2 separate regions of the Mus musculus genome follow, and region 2 is linked to region 1. Evidence: chromatin loops called from intact Hi-C (ENCODE). Cell type or tissue: gastrocnemius. All regions are shown on one strand.

Evidence for each region. A loop is a pair of places that touch in the nucleus more often than their neighbours do. Peaks named below come from ENCODE experiments on the same cell type or tissue, not always from the same donor. Only the 100,000 strongest peaks of a DNase experiment are listed, where the experiment ranks them.
Region 2: a loop joins it to region 1, with 9 times the contacts of the local background. A loop is called at or near these places in 2 of 42 quality-filtered maps.

What each region holds. Positions count from the first base shown.
Region 1 is chr3:85,171,342-85,173,841 of GRCm38, forward strand. No RefSeq gene overlaps it. Among named protein-coding and RNA genes, the nearest start is that of Gm31096, 51 kb to the left of the region's middle. In gastrocnemius, no CTCF peak of the experiment used is centred here; DNase peaks (open chromatin) are centred at 1,365 and 1,505; H3K4me3 peaks cover 1,319 bases; H3K27ac peaks cover 1,579 bases.
Region 2 is chr3:84,925,744-84,928,243 of GRCm38, forward strand. All of the region lies in intron 4 of Fbxw7 (F-box and WD-40 domain protein 7), which reads left to right. Among named protein-coding and RNA genes, the nearest start is that of Gm40080, 49 kb to the left of the region's middle. In gastrocnemius, no CTCF peak of the experiment used is centred here; no DNase peak of the experiment used is centred here; H3K4me3 peaks cover 2,321 bases; H3K27ac peaks cover 2,342 bases.

The DNA of each region.
Region 1 (2,500 bases):
AAACCCTGTCTCAAAAAACAAAAACAAAACAATACAAAACAACAAAAACCACAGTTGATGGACAGGTGACGGGAGTTAATCCAGAGCAGCTGGGATAGAAGAGTGGACAGAATAGTAGAGAGGCCAAGAGAGGCAAGGAACAGGACTTGGTTTCTAATTAAGTCAAACGACAGATCTGAAGAGCTTCCTAGGTGTCTACCTTGGGTGATTGTCCCTCAGCAGGCCACCTTCTGTCATGGTATTCTGACTTGAGTAAGGTGGCTCCCCTTGTCCAGCCAAGTTGCCTTTAACTAACTTGTTCTTCTATCCCTTCCTTGTGCCCTCTGTTCTCGAACTTTCCAAGCTCACCTGCCCTTGTCTTTTCCCAGCCTGCCTTCCCTGCTGCTCCGGTTCAACCTGGCAGTTCACTTATCACCAGAGCAGCCCTGTCATAAATAACCAGGCTTCTCCTGGAACTTGACCTGACAGTTTCTGTCTGCTGGGAAGAGGAATAAAGCAAGCCAATGGATCTGGAGGGGAACATCCCCGGTGAGGAGAGAGCTCCGTCCAGCTGGGTAGGGCTTGAATAAGATGTTTATGATTAAATGAAGAAAATCAAGAGAAATGCATAGTGAGGAAGACGGTTGGACTCTCCGATCGCTTTCTTGACTGCTCAGATTTATTTCATTACGTTGTATCCTATGTAAAATGAATTCTGATGTTTTAGTAAAACACTAATGGGTACCCAGTGATCAGTAGAGGAGGTTCAAATGAAAAATCCGTGAAGTCCAAGAACGTTGGGGATTGAAGACACGACCCAGGAAATACTGATAGAATTACCTTTCCCTGCCCCACCCCCAGAAGCGTTCTTTCCAAGATGACAACGTAATGGAATAAATCTGAGCAGTCAAGAAAGCAATCGGAGAGTCCAACCGTCTTCCTGTGTGTGTGTCACACGCTCCGAAGCTGAGTGCAGTGACAGTTTCACAAGAGTGTCTATATGCCAAACCTCATCTTATGGGGCAACTTACTGCACGCTTTGACTCTATGTAAATAAAAAGAAATAGGAGAAGAAAAAGAGATTGATCCTTTTTCAACGGAAACTTTCAACATAGACTAATTACCTCAAGAGCAATGTTTCTCGGTCACTTTACAGCTAGTTTTGCAGGTTTCAGTTTCCAGGCTAACCCTGTAAAGTCACATCAAGAGGTTCTGTTTACCAGACATTTGGGCATTACAAAGCTTCCAGAGGCACGGGCAGAAAAAAGGTGTGAAATTCATCTTTTCTGTGTGGCTCGGTTCTCCTTGGAGCTATTCCAGCCCCGGTGCCAGCGTTTAACGCAGGGGTGCCTCTCTCCGCCTGCGCTGCGCCACATCTAGCTGCCCTCTCTTCTGCCCTTTCTCCTTCCTCCAGTGCTTGAAGATCTGTGGAATAGATCAGCTGACAGTGGCAATGGGGAGAGAGCCAGCAAGAGTTCAGATGATGGGGAGGAGACGGAGCTCCTCAGCAAAGAGAGAAAGCTGCAGGCAGAGCAAGGCTTCAGCCGAAGGGAATCACAAACCAGATCAAGGAGGGGTGTCCACATGCAGCCTGCAGGGAGAGGGCTGCGTCAGAGGGCAGGCAGGCAGGCAGGTGGAGGCGGAGTTCAGGGACCCCCCCTTTTTCCTTGTCTTTGCCTGCTTTCCACTGGTAGACATTACTTTGGGCATCTGCAGTAGTGGTGCTTTGAATATGGGGGAGCAACCCTGCTCAGTGCTGAACTCAGGGTTCACCTAGAGTAGTCCCTGCCTTTCGGAGGTTTCTGTCCATAGTTAAGGTACCAGTGACCAACAGATCAGAAGTACTAAACGGAAAATTCCAGAAATAAACAATTCATAAGCTTTAAATTGCATACTGTTTGGAGGAACGTGATGAAATATTTTGTTTTTGAGACAGGATCTTCCTTCCTCTGTATTCTAGGATGGCCTCAAACTCATGATCCTCCTGTCTCAGCTGCTGAGCACTGGGATTCTGTGTATGTGCTACCATGCCTACTCAGTCCATGATGAGATTTTATAATTCCCATCCCGGATGTGAGCCACTCATGGGGTCCACATTGCATGCTAGTCACTTGGTCACTCTTTCAGTTATCAAAACAGCTGTTTAGTGTGCTTGTCAATCACATGGTGCCAAACTCTGTTACAGTTATTCTTTTATTCTGAGCTATTGTTGTCTAGCTCTTGCGGGACTCATTTATGAGTTAGGCACCATCACAGGGATAGTATATACGGGGAAGACAGCATATTTGGTTTGGTGTGGTGTTGATAACAGTTTTAGGATCCAGTGGGCGTTGTAGAATGCATACCCCTCAGATAAGGGGAGACTGTGTTCTTTGGGCTAGGAGAAAGACATCAGTTACTGTAATATCTGAAGAGCAGCAGACATTTGTGCCTCAGGGAGACTAGAAATCATAGCCAGCATCACTGAACCTTGCTTCTGTAAAGCTGCAGAGGAAGACAAGAGAGGGAGAACAGGAAGGAA
Region 2 (2,500 bases), 250 kb before region 1:
TGAAGATATTTAGCATTAGCATTATTGCCCAGGGTCTGCCTTTTTGTCGAAGACGGGTAAGTCTGTAACATTTAAAGCACGACTGTTTATTAAGTGCTGTTTCTCTTCCTGTAAAGCACTGCTTCCGATCGCCTGTGTGTTGTCTGTGAGGAGAGCTAACGATGCTTTGTGTGGCTAGGGAAAACTTACACAGCAAGAGCCGGGCAGGGGCACCCTCTCTGCCTTTCGTCTCCTCTGTTTTTCATGAGATTAGAATCCTGTAAACTTATTTCAAACTGGTAAATGTGAAAACGGTATGTCTTGAAATATGCTGATAAATGTTAGAAAGTTGTGTAGCTTTTATTTTGCTGGGAGGCCAAACTGCTGTTGGTATGTTCCTTACATGTGGGAACGCAGCATCTAGTGCAAAGAACACTCCAGGCAGGTCTGTAGGCTTCTTGGGCCCGTAAAGCTGGGCTATTTTTACAAACTCTTTCATGAATTAAAACTTCATGGGTTAGAAGAGATGTCAGTTGTTTTCTGAAACAGAAGCGGCACATGGTTGGGTGATATCCCGAATGTCTTGGACTTTGCAGCACTCGTGTTACTGTATAATCAGCATAAGGTCCAAGGGTGTTTTTCAGTATGACGCACTGGGGCTGTAGTATTAGCAATATGTGTTTCTTCTGACCTAGCTGCTGTTGCCATTTTGAATTATTTACTAGAGTCATGTATTTATACATATGAAATATGTTTATGGTCCTGAACACAGTAGGCCCAAACACATAAGTTTGTTTGTGTGTCTATGTCTGTCTGTCTGTTTCTTTGGAAGTAAATGAGAACTTGTTTAATCAATGTTTTCTGTTCTTACATCTCTTATAGTTACTTTAATTTTTTAACTGCAGGGGACAAGGAGAATAATCCACATCACTAGAAAACACTTTTGTCTGTATAGTGGCATTTACTGAGATATAGGAAAGCTTTGTAATTTTTTTCTAATTAGCTTAGTTCCTTTTGAGTGATTTCAACTTCTATCTTAATAAGTGGCAGCCATGTTGGAAAATGAAGTTAAAACAATGTCTTCTAAATTTTGAAACAAGAACCCAAAGTGCTCTCTTGTCCTATTTCTTCTCTTCTTCCTTTTCTATTTGTTCTGTCTTCATGGTTTCCTTGTCTTTCACCTGTCAGTTTGAAAGCTGCTGTGGAGTGAGGTCACTGCTCGCATTTGAGATTTTACAAGAAGCCTCTGACAGCTGTAATGTCATTCGTAAAATAAGCGATTAGTTTACTCCTTCTGTAAAAGAAAATACCAACACAAATAATTTAAAAGACAAAAATTAGCAAACATAAAAACATATTAAACAATTGAAGTATTAATAGCGAAGTTAATAATGTTCTCTTCTCTTGTTCTTATTTTGTAAAGAACATACGGAGTTTTAGCTTGCAGGAGACTTTATGTCACAGGGCGTTTGTTTGGAAACTGCACAGAAGCTGATCCTGAAGGACCCATTGCCGAGGACCTTGAGGGCTTCCTGCAGGTTTTCTCATGTCACTGCTCTGACATTGCTTAGGTTACGGCCGTGCAGCTGCGTGCCAAGATAAAACTATGTATGGGAATAAAAGTTGTACTAGAAAATTAGAAATAAAGAACATGGCTAACGATTTGAAACAGTCTTAATCAGAATGTCCAGGCTTTGTTTTATAAAAACAGTGTTGAGTGTGGCATGACTCATTGCCTCTGACTCCTGGAAACCTCAGAGTTAGGAGACCTTCTCTTTCCACATTTGGTTACTTTAAATGGATTTTCATTATCTTTGTTAGTTTAGATATTTTAAGTGTTTATGAGAGAACTCTTCTGGAGTACCATATAGTTTGCTCTTATTTTATGCCAGATGTCTTGGAGAGCATCATATCCCTTCCAGAGGTGCTGACTCGGCTGCTATTTGTGGGGAGCTATTGTTTTGAACAAAATCGAAAGCATGACCTATGAAAATTGTGGGAAATTCTTTAAAACTATAATTATAGCTATATTTTTTAACTTTCATCTCTCTCTCTCTTTAAAAGAAAATGTGTTTATCTTATCAAAGTATCATAACTATGAGGGTAGTCTAATTTATCAGTTTTTCTAGGCTCTCACCTAATGTGTGTGAAGATTAAAGTTTTTCGTAACAGTAAATAACAAATAATAAACTAGCTGCTAATCAGTCACTATTGAGTACTTTAGCATTAAGGAACCCATCAGCTAGAATATTTGGTAAAAATCAGTTCCTTAGGGGGCCGGAGCCATAGCTCCATTGTTAATAGTGCAGACTGCTCTCATAATAGTGGCCAAAAGTTTGGTCCCCAGGCGTCAGATGGTGCACAGTCTACCTGTAGTTCATGGCCCACTGGCACCCTCTACTGGACTTCATAAGAACCCACATTCACATTCAGAGACTCCCTGTACACACACACACACACACACACACACACACACACACACACACACACCTCTACCTGCAAAAGTAATCTTAAAAAATAA